Linked DNA regions of Homo sapiens: regions 1, 2, 3, 4 and 5 are each linked to region 6. The links are chromatin loops, found by intact Hi-C in ENCODE. Cell type or tissue: mammary epithelial cell. All regions are shown on one strand. Region 1 has its middle 27 kb from the start of HTT. Region 2 overlaps DOK7 (docking protein 7). Region 3 has its middle 110 kb from the start of ADRA2C. Region 4 overlaps RGS12 (regulator of G protein signaling 12). Region 5 holds the start of HGFAC (HGF activator). Region 6 overlaps HTT (huntingtin).

What was found. Hi-C counts contacts between places; a loop is a spot of excess contacts. Peaks named below come from ENCODE experiments on the same cell type or tissue, not always from the same donor. Only the 100,000 strongest peaks of a DNase experiment are listed, where the experiment ranks them.
Region 1: a loop joins it to region 6, with 6 times the contacts of the local background. A loop is called at or near these places in 14 of 110 quality-filtered maps.
Region 2: a loop joins it to region 6, with 9 times the contacts of the local background. A loop is called at or near these places in 14 of 110 quality-filtered maps.
Region 3: a loop joins it to region 6, with 38 times the contacts of the local background. A loop is called at or near these places in 8 of 110 quality-filtered maps.
Region 4: a loop joins it to region 6, with 28 times the contacts of the local background. A loop is called at or near these places in 15 of 110 quality-filtered maps.
Region 5: it touches region 6 in a loop (12-fold over the local background); 32 of 110 quality-filtered maps call a loop at or near these places.

Annotation. Positions count from the first base shown.
Region 1 is chr4:3,045,669-3,050,668 of GRCh38, forward strand. It overlaps HTT-AS. Among named protein-coding and RNA genes, the nearest start is that of HTT, 27 kb to the right of the region's middle. RefSeq lists an enhancer at 2,042-2,401. In mammary epithelial cell, a CTCF peak has its summit at 1,906 (motif pointing right); no DNase peak of the experiment used is centred here; H3K27me3 peaks cover 124 bases.
Region 2 is chr4:3,477,725-3,482,724 of GRCh38, forward strand. The region is part of intron 4 of DOK7 (docking protein 7); the gene reads left to right. The region is part of intron 1 of LOC105374355 (vegetative cell wall protein gp1-like); the gene reads right to left. Among named protein-coding and RNA genes, the nearest start is that of DOK7, 17 kb to the left of the region's middle. RefSeq lists enhancers at 2,216-2,807, 3,027-3,994, 3,995-4,961. In mammary epithelial cell, a CTCF peak has its summit at 2,978 (motif pointing left); a DNase peak (open chromatin) is centred at 2,977.
Region 3 is chr4:3,878,707-3,883,706 of GRCh38, forward strand. It overlaps the pseudogene OR7E163P. Among named protein-coding and RNA genes, the nearest start is that of ADRA2C, 110 kb to the left of the region's middle. RefSeq lists enhancers at 796-1,353, 1,354-1,909 and a silencer at 2,108-2,167. In mammary epithelial cell, a CTCF peak has its summit at 2,077 (motif pointing left); no DNase peak of the experiment used is centred here; H3K27me3 peaks cover 823 bases.
Region 4 is chr4:3,338,979-3,343,978 of GRCh38, forward strand. It overlaps RGS12 (regulator of G protein signaling 12), which reads left to right. Exons shown (of 18, transcript NM_001394154.1): 3 at 3,959-4,075. Among named protein-coding and RNA genes, the nearest start is that of RGS12, 48 kb to the left of the region's middle. In mammary epithelial cell, a CTCF peak has its summit at 2,006 (motif pointing left); no DNase peak of the experiment used is centred here.
Region 5 is chr4:3,441,518-3,446,517 of GRCh38, forward strand. It overlaps HGFAC (HGF activator), which reads left to right and starts at 451. Exons shown (of 14, transcript NM_001528.4): 1 at 451-601; 2 at 1,215-1,395; 3 at 1,533-1,629; 4 at 1,824-1,903; 5 at 2,522-2,644; 6 at 2,794-2,925; 7 at 3,106-3,216; 8 at 3,302-3,476; 9 at 3,748-3,833; 10 at 4,525-4,777. The coding sequence starts at 485. RefSeq lists a silencer at 1,981-2,030. In mammary epithelial cell, a CTCF peak has its summit at 2,149 (motif pointing left); no DNase peak of the experiment used is centred here.
Region 6 is chr4:3,104,448-3,109,447 of GRCh38, forward strand. HTT (huntingtin) reads left to right here. Exons shown (of 67, transcript NM_001388492.1): 5 at 910-989; 6 at 2,838-2,976. Among named protein-coding and RNA genes, the nearest start is that of HTT, 32 kb to the left of the region's middle. In mammary epithelial cell, a CTCF peak has its summit at 2,338 (motif pointing right); a DNase peak (open chromatin) is centred at 2,344; H3K27ac peaks cover 425 bases.

The DNA.
Region 1 (5,000 bases), 59 kb before region 6:
CACGAGAACCCTCACTGCACCGCCTCTGGAGACGGCCACGGCCACTGCAGGCTCTGTGGTCTCTTACCAGGAAGGGAAGCATTGCCTGGCCGTGGCCTCAGATGATTGGCTAAAGGCAATAGAAGAGTGAGATGTCTGTTCTTTTTTTCTAGAGCTGGTTTCTGTTTATTCTTTAGGAAGGCATTCCAGTGAAAGGGTATTAAGGAAGGGGCACACTGAGGCGAGTCTGACCTGTCCTGTCACGGCCAGGAACTCAGTTTTTAAGGTTTCTCTGAGGTCTCCTCGACCAAGAAGCGGTCCGCTCAGTTGGCAGGGGTTTTAGGATTTTCTTATGTACCTCAAGGGAGCAGTAAACATCACATCATAATTTTTTTTTTAACAAAAAAGCACAATATGCACTCAAAACAGTGTTTGAACATTTTAAAGAATACATATTATATACCTCTGTTAAATGAAAAACTTCAGCCAAATTAAATTTAAATGAGTTTAATTGAGCAATGAACGATTCACGAATTGGGCAGCCCCCAGAATCACAGCAGATTCAGAGGGACTCCAGGGATACCTCGTGGTCAGAACAAATCTATAGACAAAAAAGGGAAGTGACATATAGAAATTGGAGGTGAGTACAGAAACAGCTGGGTTGGTTGCAGCTCGGCATTTGCCTTATTTGGACACAGTTTGAACTCTCAGCAGTGTACGAGTGAAGTACGGCTGCTGGGATTGGCCAAGACTCAGGTACTGCCACAGGTGCAGACTCCCAAGTGAGGATGTCAGGGTTTCAGTCTTGTCTACCAATTAAGTTAGGTTGCAGTTCGTCCACAAGGACTCAAATAGAGAAGTATGGAGTCCTTCTCAGGCCATATTTAGTTTGCTTTAACAATTCCACCCTTTTGGTCATTTTCTCAATTTTGAGAGATTGACCAAAACTTTAGTCATTGATGTCACTATCACCATCGTAAATGTACTTATTTGGTCCTGAAACCCTCTGAGAAACAGTAGAACAGTGAGTTTTGCAAAGGTAGGAACAAGGACTGAGGGTACCTCCTTATGCTGGAACGTCCTGTTTATAGGGGAATCTGTTAGGATCTATGTGTTTCCTTAAAGTCTTAGTTTGATTATGTCACATTTAGCATGAGTGACTCCATTTTTGTTTGGCTTAGTCTGTTGGGACATAGTGCATGAGCTCAGTCCAAAACAATGGCCTCCCATAATTTTATTTTAATAAATTCCCCTTTCTGTCCAGGTTCTCACTTAGGTGAGTGTGGGCGGCAAGCCACCCAGCTGCCAAGGCAAGACCCCGAGGGCACAAGCTGTTCCAGTATAATAAAAAATATATATATAGAATAAGAATAGTTATACTAGGCCGGGCGCAGTGGCTTACGCCTATAATCCCAGCACTTTGGGAGGCCGAGGTGGGCAGATCATGAGGTCAGGAGATCGAGACCATCCTGGCTAACACGGTGAAACCCCGTCTCTACTAAAAATACAAAAAATTAGCCGGGCGTGGTGGCGTGCACCTGTAGTCCCAGCTACTCGGGAGGCTGAGGCAGGAGAATGGCATGAACCCGGGAGGCGGAGCTTGCAGTGAGCCGAGATTGCGCCACTGCCCTCCAGCCTGGGTGACAGAGCGAGACTCTGTCTCAAAAAACAAAAACAAAAACAAAACAAAACAAAACAAAAAGAATAGTTATACTAGAAATAGATTATAGATATGATTAGATATGACTATTATCAATCATTAGTTTGTGGCATTACTCTATTCCAATATTATAATAATCTTTGTTCTACAATTATAACCTAGGAAAAACCAGGCCATACAGAGATAGGAGCTGAAGGGACAGGGTGAGAAGTGACCAGAAGACGAGTGTGAGCCCTCTGTCACGCTCAGACAGGGCCACTAGAGGGCTCCCTGGTCTAGTGGTAATGACAGTGCCTGGGAAGGCACCTGTTACTTAGCCGACCAGGGAAGGGAGTCTCCCTTTGGCCAGGGGAGAGGGGCGGAGGGGTTAGAGAAGACTCTGCTCCACCATCTCTTGTGGAAGGCCTGACATCAGTCAGGCCCGCCCACAGCCATCCGGAGGCCTGACCATCTCCCTGTGATGCTGTGCTTCAGCGGTCACGCTCCTGTTTCACTTTCATGTTCCGCTCTGTACACCTGGCTCCATCTTCTAGATAGCAGTAGCAGAATTAGTGAAAGTGCTAAAGTCTTTGAAATGCATAGAAGAAATAATGACGTAGGCTGTCTCCTCTCTCTCTCCGCCTCGGCTACCAAACAGGGAAGGGCACCCTGTCCGGTGGACACGTGACTTGCGTGACCTGACCTATCATTGGAGATGACTCACACTCCTTACCCTGCCCCCTTGTCTTGTATCCAATAAGTAACAGGGCAGCCAGGCATTCGGGGCCACTACCAGTCTCCGTGTCTAGGTGGTAGTGGTCCCCTGGGCCCAGCTGTCTTTTCTTCTATCTCTTTGTCTTGTGTCCTTATTTCTGTGATCTCTCATCTCCGCAGGTGAGGAGAAAAACCCACAGGCCCAGTAGGGCTGGACCCTACAGGCGAGAGTGTGACCAAAACTTAGGGCCTTAGCACCACTCTCAGTTACCATCGTTTTGGGTTTCTGGTCTCAGCACGTCATTCATAGGTTACGGTGTCCTCATGGTCACACATTTCTTTCAGCTTCTGCCATTCCAGTTGAAGAGAGACCATTTGTTGTTCTAGAGATGGCTGCATGCAGACATTTAAAACCTTTGAGAGAATGCAGCGCACCAGGGAGACTATTATTATGATTACTGGGAGGATAATACCAAGAGTTTGCAGTATGCTCCTTACCCAGGGTCCCTATACACCAAACCACCCCAAATCAAATAGATCAGACAATGAGCTAGATAAGAGGCTACTCACTCAACTAAGTGGCCTTTTCATTAATCTCCCACAACTGAATCTCTATAATACCTGATGTATTTCTCCCTAGGCCACAGGTGCCAGCAGCTGCACAGGTACTACTTTTCTGTTTAGTCAATTCTATTATTTAGCATACCTTTCACAAGGGAATTGAAAGTCTGTTGTGTAACTATAGCCTTTACAGTAGAGTCTGCTATACAGCCTATCATGAGGGATACATTTCTGGTTATGGCCTCTTTTACTCTAAACCATGGAAAAGTGATGCCCTTCTGGAAGAGTAAAGCCCTCCTGGCAATGCCCTCTTTAACCCATAGTGTGGGTTAAGAGGAGTGAACCGATATTCTGTTTCTGACTGATTACAGGCAACATATGTCTCATTAAAGTTTCTCACCTACACTGGACCTTCATCTTTTATCTATCAAAGTATAAAGTTATCCGTGTATAAGGCTGGCTGCAAAATCCTTCACAAATGAAAGTATACCCCATAAGTGCACACAACAGATCGTCTTTTCATTTCTATTATTCATAGAGGCATAAGCAAGGAACAGATACTCAAAGATAAGAGTCTCATGGCCAGGCGTGGTGGTGCATGCCTGTAATCCCAGCACTTTGGGAGGCCGAGGTGGGCGGATCACCTGAGGTTAGAAGTTCAAAACCAGCCTGGCCAACTTGGCAAAAACCCATCTCTACTAAAAATACAAAAATTAGCTTGGTGTGGTGGCAGGCACCTGTAATACCAGCTACTCGGAAGGCTGAGGTATGAGAATCGCTTGAACCCAGGAGGCAGAGGTTGCAGTGAGCTGAGACTGCACCACCGCACTCCAGCCTGGGTGACAGAGCAAGACTCCATCTCCAAAAAAGAAAAAAAAAAGAGAGTCTCATGACAGTAGAAGTCTTGATCCACGATCTTAGCAAAAGCCGTTCACATCAAGGATGCCATCTTCTGGGGAGAGACTTCCTTGGCTTTACCTTAAAGGTTCCAATGGGTGTACAGTTCCAGGAGTGTGGATGGACCCTTCTCAGTTGTGAGATTATGAACCCAAGTTTCAAGATCCCTAAGTTTTGTTGCAGTGCGGATGGCAAGGACAGTCTTTCTCTGATGTTCTCAGAAGATCCAGTCTTCGGGTTCTAGAATGCAAAGGGTTTGACCTCAGTGAACCATAGAAAAATATACTGTAGCATAATAACCTACTGTTAAAACATCAGCCCTCTTAACATGCGAGAGCTTTTATACAACCCGGAAAACATGCATTGAAAATGACGATTGAATAAAATCCCTTTATAAAATATGTAAATAGCCCAGGGTTATAAACTATTTTAGCAATTTGTAAGTTATCACACACACACACACACACACACACACACACACACACACACATATACACTTTTTTTTTTTTGAGATGGAATCTCTGTCACCCAGGCTGGAGTGCAGCGGTGCAATCTCGGCTCACTCCAACCTCTGCCTCCCACACACCAATGTATTTAATTTGGATTACTTTATCTTTTCCATGATGAGTCACGAAATGCAGAACTTTTAATAACAAAAGCTTTAAGGACTCAGGAAGGACAAGGTGGCCGTCCTGGTTCTCCGTGAGTCCATACTTAATTAACATTAGACTTCAGTCCTCTTGAATCCCAGTTGCTTCTCCAAATTAGGTGCATTGCACGGATAACTGATGGGTTATCACAGGTAATTTGACTTAGACCATGGATTTCATTCAAATTGTATATCTGAACTATTTCAGTGTCAGCTGATTTAAGATGAAAATCTGGCAAACTCTTTTCTTGGTATTCAATTAATTTTTGTTCTACTTGGGTTAGCAGTTCTATAAGCCAGTCAGTCTTTTCATTAAAGTTCCAGGAATTCTTACCCAGTTCAAATGATATGATTCTAAAGTTATTAGAAACCTGTATTCCAAGACTGATTTTTAGGGTCCTTTTCATCCTTTTATGAATCTCCTAAAAGACACCATACTTTTGAAGTTTTCAGAAACCGCACCAGCATTAAGCAATTAACTGTGGAAATGACTTTAAATAGTCATAGTTAAAAACACAATTGACAAGGAAATTTGGTTATTTCTATGATTTACAGTAACTT
Region 2 (5,000 bases), 370 kb after region 6:
TGGCAGGGGCCATAGCCAGAGTCCAAAGGGCCTTGGCCCCTCTGGGATTGGAGAGCCAGTATGGATGGGCAGGGCCGCTGCCTATGCCAGCTGTGAGCTGGTGCGGGGGGTGGGGTGGGGGGTGGTTCCCGGGAGAGCTAGGACACCTGTCGGGGTCCCATCTGCCCCCAGGCCCTCCCTGCGGCAGGCCAGAGGTTCAGTACTGGGGCTTCGGGAGCCACTGGGGAGTGGGTTGGCGGTGGCTGGGCACAGTGGGTGGGCCCAGCGTCCCTGTCCTTTGTCGTGTGGGAAGCCAGAGCTGCAGGCTGTAGTTGTCCTGACACAGGCAGCCTGTCCTGTCTGTTGTGTGCTAGGTTTGGGGGTGCCTGGAGGAGGGGGACCCATACCTTCCTTTCTGTCTGTGGAATTCCTTGGCACGGGCAGGCAGCCGGCCGGGGTGGCGCCGCGTGCTCACCCTCTAAGCCGGGGCACAGCAGGAGGACCCGTTTCCTTGGAGACCTGCTTATTTTGTCTGGGCCATAATGGAATGGGGACACTGGATGTTTTTCCTCTGAGGCCGTGGAGGTTCACATCCCTGCCGAGGTGTGGGTGGCCCCTTTTCCGCTGGTAAACAATCCCACACCTGGGGCTGTGCTTCTCCCCAGGGCGAGGCTACTGTGCCGTTTTCCTGGGCTGCTCAAAAGCTGGGGGCACTCTTGTGGGGCCGTCTGTCTTGCTGCTGCCTCTCCGGGGCAAGCTGTTAGAGCAGCCCCACCCGCAAACCTGCAAACCAGGCTGGCCCCACAGAACCTGAAAACCTGCAAACCGGGCTGGCCCCACAGAACCCACAAACCTGCAGACTGGGCTGGCCCCACAGAACCCGCAAACGGGGGCTGGCCCCACAGAACCCGCCTTTGCAGCTCAGTGCTGAATGTTCTCGTCCCCGGTGGTACCCTGGCCTGAGAGAGGAAGGGCTCTGGGAATTCGGTCACCGACGGCTGCACACCCCGTAGGGTAGGTGGGTTCTGGAGGCCAGGCTGGAAGGCTTGGCCGAGCCACCCATCCCTGTCCCCAGCAGGCCCTGCTGGGCTGTATCCTCCTGGAGACAGGCGTGGCCACCACCCTGGGTGGTTTAGGCTGGGTCTTAGACTCGGCCAAGCGGTGGTGTTCTCAACGCAGCACTGAGTGCAGGCCGTCTGGCTGGAGGGACGGGGAGTCTGCGGCACGTGTGGGCAGCCTGGGGCCTCCTGCGGGAGGGAGCCGGCAACTCGGGTGGTCCAGGGGCAGCGGCATCAGCTTCCTGGGGCTTCTGTAGCAGATGACCCCCAAGAGAGGGCCAAGTGTCCAGAACGGGTTCCTTCTGCAGCCTGGAGGCCAGAAACCCCAAATCAAGGGGTCCTCAGGGTTGGCTTTTTCCAAAAGCTCTTGGGGAGGACCCATGGGAAGGTCCTTCCTGCCCCTTCCAGCCGCTGGTGGCCCCGGCGGCCTCGGCTCGTGGCTGTGCCACTCCAGTCCCTGCGCCTGCTGGCTCCTGCGTGAGCCTCCTCTTCAGTCTCTTGCAGTCTGTGGACTTAGGGCCCACCTGGATGACCCAGGGTGACCCCATCCCGAGACCATCAATTCCATCCGCAGAGGCTCCTGTTCACAGGCCCTGGTATGTGAACACATTTTGTGGGCCACCATTTGGCCGACAACTGGGGCCACTGGGACGGAGAAATATCCAGAATCTGAATCCCAATAAGTCTGTGGGTGTCGTCACATTCAGTCTGGAGGTCACAGCTGGGCTGGAGTCGTGGGAAGGCCCTGGAAGTTCTTGGGTGTAGGAAATCCACATTCCCTCCTTCCCCAGGGACAGGTCCTAGCCTGGCCCCCGATCCCCAGAACCGCCTCACTTGGCCCCGCCACAGCCAGCTCTGCAGAGAGCAGAGAGGGTGACCCTGGCCCAAGGCGATGGCTGCGCCTCACTCATCCTGAGACACTGGGCGTGGCTGTGCATCACGGGGGCCCTGGTGGGGGTCGGGTGGAGACAGGCCTGGCTGGTCTTGGTGCCTGGGGGGCAGAGGTCTCTCTGTGGACAGCTGCCTGTTCAGAATGGGACAGGAGGTGGCTTGGTGACAGCAACCCCCGGGTCCCCAGTGTGGCCCAATTCCCCGTCTCTGTTGGTCACGGGCCTGTAGTGTGGACTCCTGGAGCTTGGCCCGAGCGCACTTGGCACATGGCAGGCGACGGTCTGTGGACAGCTCAGGTCTGCAGGCTCCAGCCTCACACACGGGCAAGTGACTGGGCCCCGCCTTCGGGGATGGACTGTGCGTGGTGGAGAGTGATGCAGAGAGGGCCACTCGCCCTGGGACAGGCTCAGCTTGCAGCACAGACGGTGGTGGGCCCCAGAGAGGGTGAGCCCACCCAGAGCCTAGGAAGGGAGGGCTTTGGAGGCGCAGGGGGACGTTTGAGCTGGGCCTTGAGGGTGAATGGAAGCTTTTGGAGGTGCCCCCTTTTTCCCCCCTTACCTGCTCTCTCCAGCTGGGTCCAGTCCAAGGACCATATCTGCCTCTTTGCCCAGCCTCTGGGGGCCGCCCGGAGCATTTGAAACTCATTTTGACTTTTAAAAATGATTAAGAATGTGGCCAGGCACAGTGGCTCATGTCTGTAATCCCAGCACTTTGGGAGGCGGAGGTGGGAGGATCACCTGAGGTCAGGAGTTCGAGATCAGCCTGGTCAACATGGTGAAACCCCATCTCTACTAAAAATACAAAAATTAGGCAGGTGTGGTAGCAGGTGCCTGTAATCCCAGCTACTCCAGAGGCTGAGGTGGGAAAATCACTTGAACCTGGGAGTTGGAGGTTGCAGTGAGCTGAGATCCCGCCATTGCAGTCCAGCCAAGGCAACAGAGCCAGGCTCTGTCTCAAAAAAAGAAGAGTAAAGAATGAAAACCTGAACTAGGAGGCTCTTGCTACATGAACGCGGCATCTGCCCAGCTCTGGAGAGCCCCCTGCCGGCCACCTTTGGCCACTGCAGCCTGCGGGGGCAGCCTGGACAGAGCTGGCTGGAACCCTGGCCTCTGTCAGGCAGCAGGGAGCGCCTTCAGCAGTTTCTCATTGCCGGGCGCTGGGCCTAGGGATCAGACGGTCCGGCCTCAGAGGCTGCGTGAGACTGAGTGAGGCATTTTCAGTCCTCAGAGGGTGCGAGGGGAGCCAGGAGGGGCACAGACCCCAGGCTGGGGGCACTGCGGGGAAGCTCTCTGGAGGGGCGAGCCTCAGGGGACTTCTGCAGGGTGAATAGGAGTTAGCTCAGCTGTCAGAGGGTAAGGGGTGGAGGGGGGTGAAAAGGGCACTTCAGACATCTTTGAGCACGAATGGGTGTCCCGAAGGGCTGTGTAGGAGCCCTGTTGGGGGGGATAGGAGGCGTGAGGGTGGAGGAGGAGGAGGAGACAGGGCTGGGTTGTAGAGAGCTGGCTAATTGGACCAGTGTTTGTTTGCACCATTGTCTCGGAGCAGCAGGGAGCCATTGAAGGTGCTTGAGCATGGGGAGTGTTTTATATGCTAATGTTGACCCCGGGGTGCAGATGAGCTTGGAGGAAGAGGCTGGCAGGGGCCAGAGAAGGTTCTGATTGAGGTCCAGAAGATGGAGGGCGAGGCTGCCCCAGGCAGCAGCTGCCTGGTTGGGGGATGGGAACCCTGTGGATTGCAGGAATGTTAACAAGGTGGTGATGGACAAGGGGAGGAGGGCCGGCCCGGGAAGGGGGGGCCTTCTAGAGTGGTGCCCCTGGACTGGGGCTGCTTCAGGAGGGCAGAGGAGGGGTGGGAGCCAACACCCACTGCCAGGCTCCAGGCCTTCCTCCACCCGAGACCCACTAGGTGGGGCCACTCCCAAGTGTACAAGAAGCTGCCACCTTGGGGGATGGAGAGGGCTGAGGGTCATGTTATCAAGACTTCTCAGTCCTGCCCATGCCTACCTGGCATGAGCCATCCAGGACACCCTGGTCACCCCGATGTTTGTTCTCTGAGGAGCTGGGATTATGAGCACTTAAGATTCTGACATCAAGGGGCAGCCACGAGGGCACTCAAGAATATTCAGATGGAAACCATCTTAGATCTAATTGGCTCATTAAATGTCTGCGTGGAGGAGCATTTTCTTTCTCAAGCCGGTGAGTCCTGGAGTTAGTGCAACAGCTTTTTCACTGGAGACGTGTTTCTCAGGAAGCAGGTGCGTCTGTAACGTGGGTGAGGTTTGCCTGCCGCTCAGCAACCCCAGCCTCTGTCCAGAGTTGGCGCCGCCCTGAGCCCCGCAGCTCCTGGCCTTCTGCTTGTGTTCTGCTGACTCTGTCCTGCTTCTCTGCGTCTTCCATGCTCTTTCCTCTTACCCTCACGCCTCCTATCCCCCACAACAGGGCTCCTATACAGCCCTTTGGGACACCCGTTTGTGCTCAAAGATGTCTGACGTGCCCTTTTCACCCCCCTCCACCGCTTACCCTCTAACAGCTGAGCTAACTCCTATTTACCCTGCCACACCTAGCGGCTGGCGGCTGTTCCCTGGCTGGCAATTCTGTGGGCCAGGGATCTGGACGGGGCTCAGTGAGGACAGCTCATCTCTGCCCCATGAGGTGCTGCCTGGGGTCCCTCGGGCAGTGGCATTTGGCTATGGTGGGGCCCAAAGGCCCAGGAAAGCACTGTGCCGGCTGTTGGCTGGGTTGCCTCAGTTTCCCTCCAGGAACCTCACCCTCCGATAGGACACCTTGGGCTTCTCAATAGGTTCCAAGAGAGCAGAAGCTGCCAGGCCTCTGACGGTCTTGGGGCAGGGCTGGGAGAGCATCCCTCATGCCACTTTATGCCAGAGCCATCACTGGCTGGCTTCGATTCCAGGGAGGGAGTGGACCAGCCTCTGGAGAAGGAGCGGCCTCTGAGGGCAGGGATAGGGGAAACAGAGTGGCCGGCTTTGCTGCAGTCACACCTGTGTGATATAGCAAAATGGGGCAGGCCCTGTTCTCCCCCCTTTCCCCAAACACACAGGCAAACAGGAAACAT
Region 3 (5,000 bases), 770 kb after region 6:
TGTAAAGCATTTGGGGGCAGAAAAATGGGGATAGGGAGAGGACCACAAAACAGGTCAGACACTCTTCCCCTAAGGCTGCAGCTTGGGGAAATGCACAAAGTGAAGATTCCTGAGTAACCAGTGCCCACACTAGGGAACCAGCACTTCAGGAGCCCCCTCGGGCCCCGCCTATTCCCACAGGTGATGCCAGTTCTGACTCACAGCACAGATTACTTTTGTCTGTTCTTCTACTTTGTGTAAATGGAATCAGGTCTCAGAACTTTCAACATACTGAAGTATTGGCATGATACCAACAAAAATATGAATATTTTGGTACTTAAAAGCAGCCCTGTATCCTGGAAATATACATCTGGAATACAGGGATGCAGAAAACCCTTATTACACTCACGAATAGGTCCCCCATAGAGGAAGAAAATTAAACTATAAGGTCATGCTTAAGTCACAGGGAGAACAAGTTATCTAAGAATGGAAACAGAGTTCACACCCCGGCTCAGAAACATATGGCATCCACTGACCTGTGATGAAGGCTCCCAGGGAAAATGCCGGGCCAGCTGAGGGGGCAGGAGAAGCCGGGGGTGGGAGTACATAGAACACGATCCTGACACTTAAAACAGTGAGGAAGACTCTATTCAAGACTATCGCAGCAGCCGTCAGGATGACCACAACAGGGAGAGATTGAGCTCAACGCCGAAGACCACGAGGACAAGCGGGAGTCTCTAGCCAAGGAGGAGGGGGTTCATAGCCCCTGCCACAAGGACTAGTGGGGGCTGATAGCCAAGGGCCTCGGGGGATGGCAAAAGACTGAGATGAGAAGTTAAGGGCAGGAGATTCTTGCTGAAGGCGGCCGAGGAGTCAGAACTCACAGGTGGGGGATGAGGAACCGGATCATTCACGGAGGGGAGAGATAGCAGAGGTCAGAGGTTCTCCCTAAACCAGCAGAGATGAATCCAAAGCCCCGGGTGGAGGCCCGGTGGCAATGAGGTATCAGAGGAGCCAGGAAAGTCTGGCCAGGAGGAGTCTGCTAGGGCTCAGCACTGAAGCGCCACGGAAGGAGTCTATAGAGGCTGCAGCTGTGTTCCGGTTCGGAAGCCGAGGAGGAGCGCGTGAGAGCCACAGCCCCGGCGCGAGAACCACAGCCCCGGCGCGAGAGCCACAGCCCCGGCGTGGGAACCACAGTCCCGGCGCGAGAGCCGCAGCCCCAGCGTGGGAACCACAGCCCCGACGCGAGCAGCTCAGCAGGGCCCACTTGTTTCCTTATTAATTTTTACTTTCAGCCACATGCAATTAACAGTGTATTGTTAATTTGCCAACAATAACAACAGGCTCAAATCAGCCATGACCACCCGCCGGCGGGAGGGGCCTCCCTGCGTGGAGTTGGCCTCTACCCCAAGATCTGCATCCCACACTCAGGCCTGCTGCCCTCTGGCCTCTGCCCAGGCTGTGCCCTGGACCCAGACGCTGCTCCCTCAGCCCAGTCCTTTTGGGTGTCTCTGACCTTCCTTCAAGATGCACCCAAGCAAGGCGACCCCTGTGCAGGAAGGGCCCAGCCCTTTGACTGGGCAGGCTGCGCTCTGTTCACTAGGTACCCATGTTGGGTAGGGACCTGTGGCCACAATCCTGGTGTCTCCCACCCCTGTCCAGAACAGGTGCGGACTAAGCGTCTGCTGCGCTGCCAGGGCGCTGTCAGGATGGCGCCCAGAGGACGGGCTGCTGCCCTGGGGCTGCCTGAGGAGGGTCCGCAGAAGTTCCCTCTCGAGCGGGAGGAGGGGATTTGCATATTCACTTAGAAGGATGAAGCGCTGCGGGGAACCTTCCCACCCCCAAGGAGCTGTTCTGCCCAGATGCTGAGCTGGGAGCCGTCCCTCCCCCGGCCACACGCCTGCAGGTGACCCCCCTGCCCCGCCCCGCCACCAGGCCTGGGCACCCCAACCTCCACCCCTGCCAGAGGCGCCTGCACCGGGTTCCTCCTGCAGATCTGCAAACTCACGCCCGCCCAGCTCAGGCTCTGCAGCCCAGTTCTCATCGTTTCACGGGCTGAGGCCGGCTCCCGCGCAGGAAGGCGGGGTTTGCTGCCACCTGCTGTCCATTCGCCATAAGAGGTGGGACGCACGTTCACCTGAGAGCTTGGGGAGGAGAGAGGAAGGAAGGAGAAATTGAGGGAGGAGAGGGGAAGAAGGGAGGAAAGAGGGGAGGGGAGGCAAGAAGAGGTGAGAAGAGGACAGGAGGAGGAAAGAGATGGGTGACGGGGAGACGGGAAGGAAGAGGGAGGGCCTTCCTGGAAGAAAGAGCTGGATAGGCCTTGGACAGACCTGGGCTTAGATTCTGGCTGTGTGACCTTGGGTGGTTAATCAACGTCTCTGGGCCTTATTTCCTTTATCCACAAAGAGGCGATGACAAAGCCTCCGCCTCCATGAGAGCAGCCATGAAGTGTCATGATCCCTGCTGAGGAAACCGAGGCTCCCAGAGGCGGACGGTGGAGAGGTGGGGCCGCACCGCTGGCTGCCTGAGTCCTGGAGCCCCGGACACCCTTCAGTGCAGCGAGGGTCTGCCGCCATGCCCCAGGGTCTCCTTGGAGGCTAGAAGTTGTCTGTTTCTCACCCCTGGTGTTACATTGAACCAAAGATGGCACCACAGCCCACGGGCGTAACTTTTTATATTTTTAAGTTGGATACATGGAGCTACTTGGCGTTTGCTTCCATCACATCGTTGAGGAAAGAGGTGGTTGCTTATGGTACCCCTGTTTTTACTGCAACCTGCAATGGATGAGAACCTCCCTGTTGCAGAGAGCAAAACACTGAACTAAATTGTGCTGTAACACAGCCCTGTGTTGGGGGATTGGGAGTGATCATGCAAACGCTTGCAAATTTGCACAGTGACAGAGACAATCGTTTGGGCAGCTGTTCACTATATGAAAAGGCAATTGACCAAAAGTCAGTTACTGAGCTATCTCAATATGTTCATTTTATTTTAACTTTTGGCAGCAGGCTGCAATTAAAGGAGAGAAAGAAAACAAAGTGATAAGTGTAAGATAATGTACACACATGTGTAAAAGAAAATGACAAGACAGGATGACTATTTGTCTCTTGGTTAGCTCCTTGGGCTCTATGTCTCCTTCCTCAGAGAACCTCGTTTTCCTTTGTCCAAATTTGTTAGGGTGGATAATCCACGCGCCTGCTCCCCCATGATGGAAGCCAAAGACGTCCCTGGAGCCGCCTCCCGCTGCACCCTTTCCTGCACTGCCCACATGGACACAACTCAGCTGATTAGACTTCCTCTCAGAACTTTAGTCTTGAGCAAAGGAATTAAAGGGTGAAGTGACTGAAGGTATGCCCTTCCAAAGTGGTACGTGAGCTAATGGCTAAAGTTTGCCAAGCCCATCTAAGCACTTTTTTTCGTAATTTTTATGTATTTATTTTTTTGAGACAGAGTCTTGCTCTGTTGCCCAGGCTGGAGTGCAGTGGCATGATCTTGGTTCACTGCAACCTCTGTCTCCCGGCTTTAAAGGAGTCTCCTGCCTCGGCCTCCCCAGTAGCTGGGATTACAGGCATACGCCACCATGCCTGGCTAATTTTTTTTTTTTTTGTATTTTTAGTAGAGACAGGGTTTCACCATGTTGGTCAGGCTGGTCTCGAACTCCTGACCTTGTGATTCACCTGCCTCAGCCTCCCAAAGGGCTGGGATTACACGCGTGAGCCACCGCGCCCAGCTTCAAAAAGTTTTAAGCAGAGCTCAGAGGTCTTAACCACAGGCACATGGAAGGAGCATTTTTGAAACACTTTCCAGCTTCCTCAATAGGAATGGAAGCCAAACTCCGAATTGATGACTCCTTTGAGGAAGTTGAGAGCTGTAAGGCAAGCCAGGAACAGGGGCAAGGGAGAGATGTGTCCCGAATGATCCTGTGCCGATTGTTTCTGGAATCCTCGATGTGATCTCAGCTGCTCTTTCTATACATGACACAGTGATTGCGGCACCCACTGGTCTAGCTGTGGTCTACAAGGAACCCCCAAAGGGAAGGGCACAGTGAGAAGGGGCATCGGCCTGAGTGACAAGGATTTGAGAGGGCAGGTTGGATGCAGGGAGACGACTGGCCCAATGCCATGTGTCTGGACTTAGACTGCCTGGTTCAAATTGGACTTCACCCTTTTTGACTTCATGATCTGGTACAAGCTACATGAAACTCCGTTGCGCCTTTTCTAGTCTGTAAAATCATCATGAAATGTGCACTAATAACGTGGAGACTATGCAGATGAAATGAAACCAGCTGTATAGAGCACAGAGCTCAGAGCCTGGCCTTTAGGAAGCCCTCAGTAAGGGTTCACGATGCCATGGTGTCTGTCGTCATCCTCTTTATCCTCATCATCACCTTCATAATCCCTTTGTTGTTCTTAGGGAATAGTTTAGAGGGACTGATTCCCTGCTATCATGGGTGAGGAGGTGTCTATCAAAAGGACAACCAGTGGGGGAGGAAAGCAAAATTTTGAATAAGATTTCTGAGACCCCCAGCACAACCAAGAACAGAAACTCCACAGTCTGCTGAGCACAGAGGTTGCATATTGGTCTCCTCACATCTGCCCACTGCACTCTCCTGTTTGTCCTGAGGATGAGGAAACAAACAAGGCTCCCGACCGTCCCTCAGCACTCACTTGAAGGGGTGGCCTTCCCCTCCACCCCTGTGTGTATTTCTAGTCGGGTGGATGAGAGACTGAGAAAAGAAATAAGACACAGAGACAAAGTATGGAGAAACAACAGTGGGCTTAGGGGACCGGCACTCAGCATACCAAGGATCTGCACCGGCACCGGCCTTGAGTTCCCTCAGTTTTTATTGATTATTATTTTTATTATTTCAGCAAAAAAGAATGTAGTAGGAGGGCAGGGTGATAATAAGGAGAAGGTCAGCAACGAACATGTGAGCAATAGAATCTATGTCATAATGAAGTTCAAGGGAAGGTACTATGACTGGACGTGTACGTAAGCCAGATTGATGTTTCTCTCCACCCAAA
Region 4 (5,000 bases), 230 kb after region 6:
TTGTCACATCTGTTACTGGCCCTCGTTCCATGAGTTGATTTAGTGCTTTGCAAGAATTGTTTTCTGTCTGCTTGTTAGACTTTTCCTTTCTCCTTTACATCTCCAAAGTGCACAGTGCATCCACGTGTGGGCAGGCGTCAGACATCCTTTCTTTTGCCTGTGCTGGGAACAAGTTGCAAGGCTGACTGTGGAAGGGCCGCTCACCTGGGGCGTGGTCAGGGCTGCCAGGTGTGGTGGCTCACACCTGTAATCTCAGCACTTTGGGATGCTGAGGTAAGTGATTGCTTGAGCCCAGGAGTTTCAGCTCAGCCTGGGCAACATAGCAAGACCCAGTCTCTACAAAAAATACAAACATTAGCCGGGCCTGTTGGCACATGCCTGTGGTCCCAGCTACTCAGGAGGCTGAGGTGGGAGGATCACTTGAGCCTGGGAGGTCGCGGCTGCTGTGAGCCATGATCATACCTCTCCCTCCGGCCTGGGCGACAGAGTGAGATCCTGTCTCAAAAGAAAAAAAAAATTAAACTCTCTTATCACTGTCCATCTAAATAACAGAGAGAGGCTCTCTGAAAGAAATGATGTTTATCTGGGAGCAGGGCATTGGAGTAGGCAGATACTTGCCATGGTCTACAGTGCATAGCTGGGGAGGCCAAAGAAGACAAAGGCTTTTAAAGGAAAAATGAGGATCACATGATTGTTTTGAGATAATTATCCTTGCCACAAGGATCAGCACCAAGGATGATACCAGGCTGGAGGTGGGCGGGCGGTTGCTGGGCAGATGTCCTCACAGTGTGTTTTGAGTGAGGCTGTGATGGCCTGTGTGCATGGCTGTGATTTGCACATCTTTGTGATGGATTTGTTTTTCGCAGGCACACTAATGTGTGAGCCCTCCCTTCATGGCCCTCCCCAGCTCTGTTTGTTAGGGTTTTTAACACAAGTGATTCATTTTGATTCTGACAGCCTTAATCTCACAAAGCCATGGGTTCATTCCCCACCCTTCTCAAGAGCAGAAAATACAGAATAGCAAATCTATAATGAGAACAAAGTCACTCATTGCTTTAGCAGTGGACTGAACATTTCCCGTTATTGCTGTTGCCGCAACACACGTCTGCATGCCGTACAGGTGCCCTGCGCTCCCCATTGTTGGGCAGTCAGTCCCCCGTGTTGTGGCCTCCGTGTCGTGTGTCTCATGAGCACTGCCCAGCGCCTTCTCAGGCCTCCCCTCTGCCGGGGCCGCACACCTGCCAGGAGCCGGGCGCTGTGCTGGGCAGCAAGTTTTCAGACAGCATCAGACGAAGCGAAGGGCGCTGCTGCTGTCGTCCCATGGCAGTCCCCTGGGGGAGATTCCTCATGGCTGACAGCGGTGTCACTGGTGGGAAGGAAAAGACCCAAAGACTGGGAGAGAGGACGCTGGGGAGTCTTAACTTAGACGGGGGCTTAAAGGTCTCTTACAAGAGGGGTTGTTTGGGTTGAGGGGTCAGGGGAGGGAAGAACATGCACAAAGGCCATGAGGCGGGCGCCCGGGGTGTGGACCCAGAGCGTGGACACGGACGCCAGCCTAAGCAGGAGGGAGCGGGGGTGGCAATTTATCAGTCACCACAGAAGAGCACGCTGGCAGGACACTCAAGGTGCCTGCCATCAGGAGCAGAGACACCAGGAAGCCACATCTGTGTCCTAATGGGACCACAGGTTCCCTCCAAAGAGTGTCTTACAGGCTGATTTACAGAAGGCAGGAGCTGGCGGGAGCCTGAGCTGAGCCCCATGGGAGCAGCAGGCAGGTGCAGGCAGGTGCAGGCCGGTGCAGGCCAGTGCAGTCCGTTCTCCAGCCTCGGAGGCACGGCGTGCACGGGGGCCTGCTCCTTAGTTTGAAAACAAGCAGTTGTGCCACTAGTGCCTTGGAGTGAGCTGGCAACTGTGGCGCCTCAGCTTGGAGTGTGCTTGACACCTGTGTTGGCCGGTCCATCTGGCACCTGGCCGCTGTGCTTCTAGGCCTCTGCCTGCCGGCTGCCCTCTGCTGGGCATCGCCACTTTCAGGATGACAGCCTTAGAGCCTTCTCTCGGCCTGGTGGGGGCCCAGTGGTGGCGTCCCTCCCCGAGCATCCTCTCGTGTTCCCGGCAGCCACAGCCCCTGGGTGCTGGACCTCTCACCTGCCAAGAGGATAGTGACACCCCTCTGCCCGTCTTTAGGGGCTGTGGGCGGAGGGGAGGGTGGAGAGATGGGGGTGTGGGCAGGGACAAGGGTCGAGAGATGGGGGTGTGTGCGGTGGGGAGGGGACAAGGGTGGAGAGATGGGGGTATGGGGGGAGGGGACAAGGGTAGAGAGATGGGGTATGGGGGGAGGGAGGGTGGAGAGATGGGGGTATGGGGGAGGAGGGGACAAGGGTGGAGAGATGGGGGTACGGGGGGAGGGAGGGTGGAGAGATGGTGTGGGCGGAGGGGAGGGTGGAGAGATGGGGGTATGTGGGGAGGGGACAAGGGTGTAGAGATGGGGGTGCGGGGGGAGGGAGGGTGGAGAGATGGGGGTATGGCGGGGAGGGGACAAGGGTGGAGAGATGGGGGTGTGGGGGGAGGGAGGGTGGAGAGATGGGGGTGTGGGCGGAGGGGAGGGTGGAGAGATGAGGGTGTGGGGAGGGGACAAGGGTGGAGAGATGGTGTGGGGGGAGGGAGGGTGGAGAGATGGGGGTGTGGGGGGAGGGGAGATGGGGGTGTGGGGAGGGAGGGTGGAGAGATGGGGGTGTGGGCGGAGGGGAGGGTGGAGAGATGAGGGTGTGGGGAGGGGACAAGGGTGGAGAGATGGTGTGGGGGGAGGGAGGGTGGAGAGATGGGGGTGTGGACAGAAGGGAGGGTGGAGGATGGAGGTGTGGGCGGAGGGTAGGGGCTGCAGAGGCCCCGGGGTGTGGGGTGGTGTGGGGCTGGGCCGTGACAATGGGTGGGGTAGGAAGGACTTTTCAGTTGAGGAGGAGCAGCGCAGTGCAGGGAGACCCAGGCGGGAATGGGTCTGAGGACATGATGGGGTGTGTCAGCGTGGTGGTCAAGGAGAGGGGAGAGGCGGGAGGGTGGCCTGCTCCATCTGCTTCCAGAAAGGTGCAGGCATGCTGTAGGTTTCCCTAGGGACTCTCAAGGAATTGTGGCAAGGTTTTCTACAAGACTCTTATGCAGGTGGAGAGACAAAAGTAGCTGCAGAGCCTCAAAATCTTGACATAAACAGGTTCCCTTCCTTCAAGCCTGAAATTGGTCACTTAGGATTCCAAGTCCTCAGGAAAGCAGAGCTCCCAACTGTGATGCTTTTTGTTTTTAAGAGGTGGCGACTGATTTGCTGGAGCCAGCTTCTCATCTGGGGAAGTGTCTAGCATAATGATGGGCACAACATAGATGTTTGTCGAATTGAATTAATTCTGGTCATTTCCTGGAGGAGGAGAGACAGGATGTTTTAATAGCCAGTTATTTCCTGCGCCGGAGTTGGTTGGGTCTTCAGACACCAGCTGAATGCTTAGGGATTCTTTCATTTCCTAAAGTGCTTACAAAATTATGAAAAAGCACGACTTTGCTGAAAACCTGCCTTCATCTTTACTAATCATCATACTAGTCATCTTTACTCTCAGTGTACTGTGTCCACTTTCCAAGCACCCTTGCACGTGATTTCATTTGATCTGGGTAACAGCCTTGTGGGTGGGCTGCCGTCATCCTGTTCTGTGTTTACAGAGGTGGAGGCTTTGTCAGAGGCACACAGTTGGCAGAGCAAATACTTGACGATCCTGGGATGACTGTTTTTTTTTCAATTTTGCATGTTTTTCTTGTATAAAATATACCTAAGATTTACCCTGGGATGACTTTTAAATCTCTCTTTTTAAAAAGTCTTTGTTCCACAGTATTCCTTGATTTTCTGCTATGCCATGCATTGGACAAGACTAAACATCTCTTTGCAAAAGAATAACCTGATGCCTTTTTTCTTCGTGTTTAGGGCTCAAAATTTGGGCGGGGAACTGGACTCACTCAGCCTTCTCAACGCACGTCTGCTCGGAGATCATTTGGGAGATCCAAGAGATTCAGTATCACTCGCTCCCTTGATGATCTTGAGGTAATTTAATTTTCATTTTTCTTCTTTTCTCCTTCAAGTTTTAAAAAATGCAAGTCCACCTTGCAGATACGTCTGGCTGTTTTTTGAGTCCCTGTGGTCCCCTCCCCTCCTCCTCTGTAGTGGTAACCCCTGTTTTCTGGGGGACAGCGTCCCATGCACATTTGGGAACCTTTCTACCCTGCAATGTGTCTGAGCTGTCACAGGGCTTTCTGGGGTGCTCTTCTGTGTGCCAGACTCCAGTGAACACTTCTAGAAATGAGCTGGTTTAATCCCCACAAATACTCTACGAGGTAGGGCCTGTCATTGCCCCCTTAAAGACGGGGCGTGATCCACAGACATGGGTAAGTGTCATTTTGTGTGGCTCGTCTATCTGTGTTTCTTTTGTAAAGAACAATGAAAAGATTTTATTTTTTATAGCAGTTTTAGGTTTACAGAAAGTACAGAGAGTTCCCTTATGCCCCCACCCACTTGTTAAAAATGCGCCGTCGGGATCATTACGTCCTGCATTGGTGTGGGTGTTTGTTACAGTTGACAGGCCAGTGTAGACATATGATTATTAGCTTAGGTCCGCAGCTCACACGAGGGTTCCTGCCCGTGCTGTCCTCTCTGTGGGTTTGGACAAATGTCCGTGCCGTGCACCCACCGCTGTGTATCACCGAGAAAGCCGCCGCCCTGGAAATCCTCTATGCCCCACCTGTTTACCCTGCACCCTCCCGTTGAACTCTGACAACCACTGATCCTTTGACTGTCTCATTTGGCATGTTTTAAAATTTTATACAGGTGCAGCTGTATTCTATGTCTTCTTATTAATGTCTTATTCTAGAACATGTGTCATGTTTTCAAGATTTACTCCTGGACTTTCAGTCCAGTCCTTTTACTTGTTGTATGGCATTCTGCTATGAGTATATGACGATGATTGATGCCT
Region 5 (5,000 bases), 340 kb after region 6:
TGTGGGACAGGGACAATCCCATCCCCACTGCTACTGTCTGTGCTGTGCTGGGCACAGAGCTGGACACCTCCAAGGCCCAGCGCCCGTAGTGGCTCTCATCATGGACAATTCACAGGCAGATGGTGGCCAGCTCTGTGGCCTGCAGGGACTGGGAGCGGCGCCAGACCATCTAGGCCCCAACCTATCTGCATTATCCTGGAAGACTTCCTGGAGGAGGCTTCTAAGCTGAGGCCCAAGGACCATGTCAGGTCTAGGACTAGGACCAGTGCAGGCCGAGGCCAGAGAGACAGCTGGGCTTCCAGGTAGGGTCAAAGTGAGGTGGGCAGCAGGTGTGGGGGCCAGGGGACTCGGGGACTTCCTCTCCGGCTGGGCCCGCCTGACGTGGGAGGCAGCCAGGGTTAATCATTTCCACGAAGCCTTGACCCCACCTGCCTTGGCCGCTCTGCTCCCGCCTCCCACTGCCCCTCAGGCCAGCTCAGGAGCCATGGGGCGCTGGGCCTGGGTCCCCAGCCCCTGGCCCCCACCGGGGCTGGGCCCCTTCCTCCTCCTCCTCCTGCTGCTGCTGCTGCTGCCACGGGGGTTCCAGCCCCAGCCTGGCGGGGTGAGCACTGACCTTGTCGCAGTGCGACCAGAGGTTCCCAGTGGCTACTTGGGGTCCTTGGGAGGAGGCCAGAGGGAGGGTCGCCACAGAGCGTGGGGATTTGAGGGGGCGGGGGTCCGAGCAGGGGGCTTACGTTGAAAGCTGGCCCTCACAGGGCAGGTGGGTGCTGGACTGGCCTTGGAGGCTGGGGCCTGGGCTCACGGAGCCCCACCTGGGGGCTGTCATCCCTGTGCGGCCTGGCCTGGGCCCCTATGGGTCTGGGGGCTGCCCCCTCTCTCTGGACCTCTGTTGGGTCTGGATGCGTGAGGTTGGGGGAACCTCCCAGGGCCTCCTAGCTGCTCCCATCACCAAAAACTGACGTCAGGGTTTAAGCTTGGTGGGTAGCAGTGCCTGGGCCTGGGCAGTGACCCTGAGCAGGTGTTAACTAGGGGCCGAGGGCGGGGAAGGTGTCAGGGCCTGGCTGAGGCCTCAGGAATGTCGTGTGTCCTCCTGGAACCTGCTCCGAGATCTGGGGGCCCCAGTATGGAAACAGGCTCAGGGCTGTGACCTCCTGCCCGGCAGGACCTGAGTGTGAGGGTCTGTCCCACACTGACACCCTTTCTGCTCCTCCTAGAACCGTACGGAGTCCCCAGAACCTAATGCCACAGCGACCCCTGCGATCCCCACTATCCTGGTGACCTCTGTGACCTCTGAGACCCCAGCAACAAGTGCTCCAGAGGCAGAGGGACCCCAAAGTGGGGGGCTCCCGCCCCCGCCCAGGGCAGTTCCCTCGAGCAGTAGCCCCCAGGCCCAAGGTGGGTCAGGTGGGCCTGGGAGGAGGTGTCGTGCTTCACCTTAGGGCTGGGTGGGAGGAGCATGGCTGCGGCTGGAGGTCCTGAGGGGCTCGGGTGCCCCTCGAGGGAGCCCTGACCCTGCCACCCCCTCCCCACAGCACTCACCGAGGACGGGAGGCCCTGCAGGTTCCCCTTCCGCTACGGGGGCCGCATGCTGCATGCCTGCACTTCGGAGGGCAGTGCACACAGGAAGTGGTGGGTCCGGGCAGCCGGGGCACCCGAGCTGGGGTCACCTGCCCCACGCTGCCTGCTTTTCTGGGAGCCGGGCACACAGTAGGCGCTCACCACGCAGCAGGCGGACCCAGTGAACCCAGAGACCCTCCAGGGTGGTGGGGTGGGGTGGGGGGCCTCTGCCTGGGACCCCCATGCACGCAGGTGTCGCCCCCCAGGTGTGCCACAACTCACAACTACGACCGGGACAGGGCCTGGGGCTACTGTGTGGAGGCCACCCCGCCTCCAGGGGGCCCAGGTGGGTGCTGGGTTGGGTAGCCTGGGGCGGGCAGGGGGCACTGGGCCAGGCCAGAAGGGCCAAGGGGAGGATGGGGCGGACCCGGGCAGGGGTCCTGGCTGGAGGGGAGCAGAAGAGGAGCTCTGGGATTAACCCCGGTGGGTGCCACTTAGGGCCAGAGCCTCTCCCAGGTGGGACCTGCGTCTCATGGTGGCTGCGCGGCCATCGCTGGGGCCAAGGCGCCGCCTGGTGGTGAGGCCGGGCCCTGCAGCCACACAGGCGTGCCCCAGGCAGGGGACAGGTGGGCAGGGTCTGTGGGGTGCGGTGCCAGCCGCCCTGCTCACATGGGTCCTGGGACACATGGGAGGGGTCTGCTGCCTGACAGTGTGGGTGTCAGGCTTCCAGGAAGCCACGTGCACAGCTGGGCCAGTGGCCCAGGTGTTGAGTGGGGGACGCTGGGAGGAAGGGGAGGTCTGTGCCCCTCCCAGGGACCTTGCACCCCGAGGGGCGTAGAGAGGGCCCCTTTGCTCTCAGAGCCCCTCACTGGGGCCTGATGGACGCCTTAGCAAGCAGAGAATGTCACAGAGGGACCCTGAGCCTCCCAGTCCGCCCCTCACACCCCCTCCCGCATGTCCCCAGCTGCCCTGGATCCCTGTGCCTCCGGCCCCTGCCTCAATGGAGGCTCCTGCTCCAATACCCAGGACCCCCAGTCCTATCACTGCAGCTGCCCCCGGGCCTTCACCGGCAAGGACTGCGGCACAGGTGAGCTGGGCCTCGGAGGTCCGCAGGGGTCCAGGGGCCGGAGCAAGTCCCCGGAGGATGGGAGAACAGGTGGCTCCCGAGTGCAGGGCAGGGGCCCTGCACGGGGACAGCAGGTGGCAGGGTGTGAGGGCTTACTGTGCACCCCTCAGAGAAATGCTTTGATGAGACCCGCTACGAGTACCTGGAGGGGGGCGACCGCTGGGCCCGCGTGCGCCAGGGCCACGTGGAACAGTGCGAGTGCTTCGGGGGCCGGACCTGGTGCGAAGGCACCCGACATACAGGTGCGCCACGGGGTGTGAGCCGTGCCACTGACCCCTGACGGGTGTCCCTGTCCACACCCGAGTGGGAGGAATGGCCTGAGGTCACCCAGAAACAAGGGACAAGGGGTGGACCCCGGCCCCGACTCCGCTGTCGTGGGGCACTGCGCGGCCCCTGGCCCAGCTCCTCGGCCCTGCCCCCAGCTTGTCTGAGCAGCCCTTGCCTGAACGGGGGCACCTGCCACCTGATCGTGGCCACCGGGACCACCGTGTGTGCCTGCCCACCAGGCTTCGCTGGACGGCTCTGCAACATCGGTGAGTGGGTCAGCCCCCCGGGGTGCCCTGGGGCAGTGCCGGGTGGACCCACCGTGGGCCGGCCTCACTGCCCCTCTGCCCGCAGAGCCTGATGAGCGCTGCTTCTTGGGGAACGGCACTGGGTACCGTGGCGTGGCCAGCACCTCAGCCTCGGGCCTCAGCTGCCTGGCCTGGAACTCCGATCTGCTCTACCAGGAGCTGCACGTGGACTCCGTGGGCGCCGCGGCCCTGCTGGGCCTGGGCCCCCATGCCTACTGCCGGTCAGCACCACGCCGCTCCAGGCCGCCGCATGCGGGGCAGGCAGGATTTGTCCTGGGGAGAGGCCCCCCGGCTCCCTAGGACCCAGGCGGGGCCAGCTCCGTCCAGACAGGCCCCGGAACCTCTGCCTGGGAGGCTGCCCGAGGGAGGGCCACTCTCTTCCCACTGCTCCAGGTGCGGGGAACCGCCCTGCTGGGGGTTCCGATGCCCCCTCCCCATGCCCTCTTCGAGGGGCAGTGTGACTCCCTGCCAGCCCCCACTTATGCACCGCAGGAATCCGGACAATGACGAGAGGCCCTGGTGCTACGTGGTGAAGGACAGCGCGCTCTCCTGGGAGTACTGCCGCCTGGAGGCCTGCGGTGCGCGGCTGGCGGGGGGTGCTGCCTTGGGCCCCACCGAGGTCACAGCAGTTTTCCCCGTGATCCTCCTAGCCCCTCCGCACACCTGGCTACTGCATCTCTGACAAATGGGGAAACTGGAGCTCACGGGATCAGGCTGGTCCAAGGTCACGCAGTGGGTCGGTACTGGGGTCACAGTGGGGAAGCAGCCCGCTGCAGGGGGCTGGTCACCAGGCGACGGCCTCGGGGTGGCACCTGCCCAGCCTGGACCATGCCCAGGATGGCCGCAGAAGCCTTTCAGGGAGGTGCAGGGAGGGCAGCGTGCAGGCCCCCCAGAGGCCACCTGCTTCCTGCCCTGGGGAGAGGCCCCCCGGCTCCCTAGGACCCCGGCGGGGCCAGCCCGGGGCTCTCATGTGGGGGTCTCTGACTGTGCTGGGGCTGGCTGTGGGGTTCCGGGCTGCTGAGGGGGCCACAAAGGCCTCCGTGTGTCCAGCCCCTCTGGCCCTCACAGAGCCTCGGGATCGGGCATCAAACCCCATTCTACAGATTTGGAAACTGAGGGCAGAGGTGAGTGGGCGCCAGGGCCTGAGCAGCGTGGACAGGGGGTCCGGCCATGGCCCTCTGCAGCGCCTCCTGCCGGGTAGGGCCTGTGTGTGGAAGGGGGCTGGCCCTGTGAACCCCAGGGGTGTGACCCGGTGACCTTTGCTCCCAGAATCCCTCACCAGAGTCCAACTGTCACCGGATCTCCTGGCGACCCTGCCTGAGCCAGCCTCCCCGGGGCGCCAGGCCTGCGGCAGGAGGCACAAGAAGAGGACGTTCCTGCGGCCACGTATCATCGGCGGCTCCTCCTCGCTGCCCGGCTCGCACCCCTGGCTGGCCGCCATCTACATCGGGGACAGCTTCTGCGCCGGGAGCCTGGTCCACACCTGCTGGGTGGTGTCGGCCGCCCACTGCTTCTCCCACAGGTGCACCTCCTCTGGGCCCCAGTCACCTGCCCTGAGGCCCCACACACCATCCAGCGTCACTATGCGCCTGTCCCCACCCGCTTGCGGACCCCATCCCGGTGCCTCTGCTGACCCCTTCCCGGGGTCCCCGGTAACCCTCTCTGACCCCTCTGGGTCTTGGGGCTCAGTCCTGAGCTGGGCATGCATGGACACTCCAGAAACCCTGTCCCTATTGAGGGAGGCC
Region 6 (5,000 bases):
AAAATACAAAAATTAGCCAAGTGTGGTGGCGGGCGCCTGTAATCCTGGCTACTCGGGAGGCTGAGGTAGGGGAATCGCTTGAACCTGGGGGTGGAGGTTGCAGTGAGCCGAGATCACGCCACTGCATTCCAGCCTGAGCGACAGAGTGAGACTTTGTCTCAAAAAATAAAAATGAAATAAAATTGGGCCGGGTGTGGTGGCTCACACCTTAGTCCCAGCACTTTGGGAACCTGAGGCAGGTGGATGCTTGAGACCAGGAGTTTGAGACCAGCATGGGCAACATGGCAAAACGCTGTCTGTACAGAAATTAGCTGGGTGTGGTGGTGCACAACTATAGTCTCAGCTACTTGGGAGATTGAGGTGGGAGGATTAATTGAGCCTGGAAGGTTGAATCTATAGGTAGCTGAGATTGTGCCACTGCCCTTCAGCCTGGGCGACCAAGTGAGACCCTGTCTCAAAAGAAAAACAAAAAAACAAAAAACAAACCACTATTATCGACTATATATTATTGTCTATGATCCCTCTGCTGTGCTGTCGAATACCAGGTCTTGGGCCCTTATTTCCATCACTGAGCAAACTTCACTCTGTTAAGCAGCAGGTGTGGGATTTCATCGTTATTCAGTAATTCACAATGTTAGAAGGAAATGCTGTTTGGTAGACGATTGCTTTACTTTTCTTCAAAAGGTTACTCTTTATTAGATGAGATGAGAATTAAAAATGGTAACTTACTTTATATCTTTATAATTGAAGCCCACTAGACCTTAAAGTAGTTACCAGATGTTTTATGCATTTAAATGGCCTTTTCTCTAAAATTAGAAAGTAACAAGGAAAGAAAATGCTTCGTTTCTATGCAACCCTCTTGGTGACTAGTATGTGACTCTTAATGCAACCCTCATTGCACCCCCTCAGAATGGTGCCCCTCGGAGTTTGCGTGCTGCCCTGTGGAGGTTTGCTGAGCTGGCTCACCTGGTTCGGCCTCAGAAATGCAGGTAAGTTGTACACTCTGGATGTTGGTTTTTGTCGGGGGCCAGCTGCTACTGATCCTTTATGTCTCAGCTCAGATGTCATTTCAAAAGTCTGCTCTGCCCTCTCCAAATTGCAGTCGACCTTGCCCTGTTTATGTTTCCCTCATAGCACTAATCCATGTCAGAAATTGTCACGTACAGTCTATCTGTGTGCTTGTTTATTTTCTATCCCACCCTTCCGCAAGAGACTTATGGGATGTGTGCCCCAGGACAGCAGGGGTCTTACTGTCTTATGCTCTGTTGCAGCCCAGCAGCGATAACAGTGTCTGCACATAGTACTTGCTTAAAAGATACTTGCCAAATTGTTGAAGGTTGAGGTACCAATTTCATTATTGCTGACTATAGGAGTTATAGCAAAATATCCATTTGTCTGTTACATGAGTTAAAAATATGGTTGTTGCACTGTGAATAGTTTGGTTTAGTCAAAACAGTTGTATCTTAACGGATTGAGAAACAAAAGCAGGACCACTTTTCATCAGCTCCCTCCTTCTCCTTAACCAGCAATACATGCTGATGCTGATATCCCATAGACCCTCAGCTCCATCCTGAGTCACTGGGAATGTGGTCTAAACCCTCACTATTAATATGAACTGAGTTTCAATAAGAATCTTATATGGGTCGGGCATAGTGGCTCATACCTTTGATCCCAGCACTTCAGGAGGCCAAGGCAGGTGGATTGCTTGACCCAGACTAGGCAACATGGTGAAACGCCGCCTCTACAAAAAATACAAAACTTAGCCAGGCATGGTGGTGCGTGCCTGTGGTCACAGCCACTCGAGAGGCTGAGGTGGGAGGATCACTTGAGCCTGGGAGGTGGAGGTCGTGTTGAGCCAAGATCGCACCACTGCACTCCAGCCTGGGCAACAGAGTGAGACCTGTCTCAAAAAAACCAAAATCCAGAAAAGAACTTATATGGCTGCAGAGGTATAATCACTAAGGAAATTTCCTTTTGTATAATCTTTTTTCTTTTACTATCATTTAAAAAAATGTGTTATATTTCTGAAGCAACACATCCAGGTTCTGCACATAGCAGCCAAAGTGACCTTAAAGAATATAACTGGGTCTTGTCATTCCCTTATTTAAACTCTTGTACCCATTTCCCAGTGCCGTTTAGATAGAGATTCCAGACTCGTCAATGGCTCTGTCACCTCAGACACCCTGCATTGACTCATTAGTCTGATTAGAGTCAGGTTTTTCTTCCTCCTGATGGTTTTTTTTTCCCCCTTAGTTCTCAGCGGAACAGTCACTTCCTTAGGGAGGTTTCCCCAGCCACCCTCTGAGGCCGTGCTTGTTGCCAGACTCTGCCACTAGAGGGCAGGGCTGCACCACTCCTGGCACCTCGCACCCGGCCTGCCCTGTCACTCTGTGTGTTGGGTGAATTCCTGTGATCTGTGACTCACTGCTCTGTGTCCTACACATTCGGCTTTTCTTCTCTCCCCACAACCCCATTTTATAATTCTCCTTTTTCAGGAAAGCTTTATTCCCATTTAAAAATTTTTGTTTTTAAAATGGTATTTTCTTACACTTATTTTCTAATTAAAAATGAGTGTTTTAAGAAGTATTATGATTTACTGCAAATAATTTTTAAACCCAGCCTTTTAGATCCTCTGTGATCATAAGAGAAATGAAGGATGTCTCCCAACACTTGAGCTTCATCCACATTTCATCCTCCTGTTCTTTCAGCTGAGTTTTCCCCATCCCATTAGGGACTGTTGGAATATAAAACTGGCTTTTCCCTAACAGGGAATGAATTGCTTCTGTTTCTCCTGAAGGAGAGCTGGAAGAATGACTTGCGTTCTTTTGCATACACAGGCCTTACCTGGTGAACCTTCTGCCGTGCCTGACTCGAACAAGCAAGAGACCCGAAGAATCAGTCCAGGAGACCTTGGCTGCAGCTGTTCCCAAAATTATGGCTTCTTTTGGCAATTTTGCAAATGACAATGAAATTAAGGTATGATTGTTGCCTCAGGTCACAAACATGCGAGTGATGCTGTGAGTGAGTCTGTGGAGGGTGAGGGCTTCTGAACAGGGAGTCCTGTGGGAGTGCTTCTTGGGGTATGTTGTATGTCGTAATTTAGACTACCATCATTTGTGTTATTTTTGAGGCACCTAAGGACTTCTTTCCACTTCTCATTTCTTACTGTGGGGTGAAGAGTTGAATTGGGAGATGGTTTCTAGATGCAAATTGAAAAGGCATTTTTCCAGAGCAGATTTGTTTTCGGCGTACTAGAGTGACTCTTTAACCTAGCTGCGGGAAGATGACTGTGCCAAGACTGCAGGTAGGAGAAAGCTCACTGACGAGGCCTTGTGGGTCTGAACGTCCTGCAGCTATCAGAGCCTGTTGGCTTCCTGTTGTGCATTCCAACAAATCATCTTCAAACCCACTTTAGTGTTTTGTTTATAATGTCCAGAAATAGTGACCCTGTCACATGCTCTACAGATTACAGGATTCTTAGCCTCTTCCTTTTTGGTAGGTCAGTCCTGGGTTTGAGCCCAAGTGACCCTCCTGGGAGGTGATGATACACACTGGGTAGAGTGGAATCAGATGGACTTGGATTAGAATTCTGTCCTCTTTACTAGTTATTTTCCTCTAGGCAAACTGCCCAACAGCTCTAAGCTATTTCCTTCGTATTCTGAAAAATAAGCCTTAATGGGACCCATATAGGGCAACTCTGAGAGTAAAATAAAGGAATATGTGTTAGAGTGTAGCATAGTCACCCACGGGAAGGGCTTAGATGTTAGCTGCTACTGCTCTTATTAGCTGAATGATTTGGAATAAACTGTTAGCCTCTCTCATGTTTTTTCTCTTGAGCTTCGAAGTTTTCTTGTTAATACTAAGGAGATATTCAAACTAGTCATGGGGTTTTGGAATGACGAAGGGAGATGATGAATCTAAAGAATTTAGTGTAATATTTCTTCATGCTCAGTAAATGGTAGTTTCTGCTGCTGTTATTTTTATTACCATCTCTTTGGAATGGGAGTAGGTGCTCCTTTGTGGTCAGAGGCTGTGAGAGCTCCACAGCGCCAGTTTGCCCATCTGTACACTGGGGTCTGTTGAAGGCAGTCCCCTCTGTGATATCTCTGGCTGTCAGAGCTCAGATGATAGATGGTATTTTTGTACTCTTAGTTCTCATCATTTTCATGATTTCGATCACCATTTGAGTATGATGATGCTAACACTTTGTTGAACGTAGAATCCGTTAATTACTTCCTTCCTGAACCTTTGGCATTAAAAAAAATCTATTCTGCTACCTCTCTGCTCATTTATGGTTATTCAAATTTATTATCAAGAGCCTGGTACAGTGGCTTGTGCCTATAATTGTAGCTACTTGGGAGGCTGAGGTAGGAGGATTGCTTGAGGCCAGGAGTTTGAGACCAGCCTGGGCAAGATAGTGAGACCCTATCTCTAAAAAAACTGAAAAAAAATTAGCTGGACATGATGGCATGTGCCTGTGGTCCTAGCTACTCAGGAGGCTGAGACAGGAGGCTCGGTTGAGCCCAGGAGTTGGAGTTCGAGGCTACACTGAGCTGTGATTGTGCCACCACACTCCAGCATGGGTGGTAAAACAAGATGCCATTTCTTAAAAAAAAAAAATATATATATATATATTATCAATGAAATTCAGTAGTACCAACAGGATTATAAACAAAGATAGTAGTTCCCTTCCTACTTTTTCTCTTAATCCTTGTGTCTCACAGGCAAACATAACTCTTAGTATTTCTTCCAATATTTACTTTCATGTTTCTTTCTTTCTTTCTTTTTTTTTCTTTGAGATGGAGTTTTGCTCTTGTTGCCAAGGCTGGAGTGCAATGACGCAATCTTGGCTCACCACAACCTCTGTCTCCCGGGTTCAAGCGATTCTCCTGCCTCAGCCTCCTAGTAGCTGGGATTACAGGCATGCATCACCACGCTCGGCTAATTTTGTACTTTTAGTAGAGATGGGGTTTCTCCGGGTTGGTCAGGCTGGTCTCGAA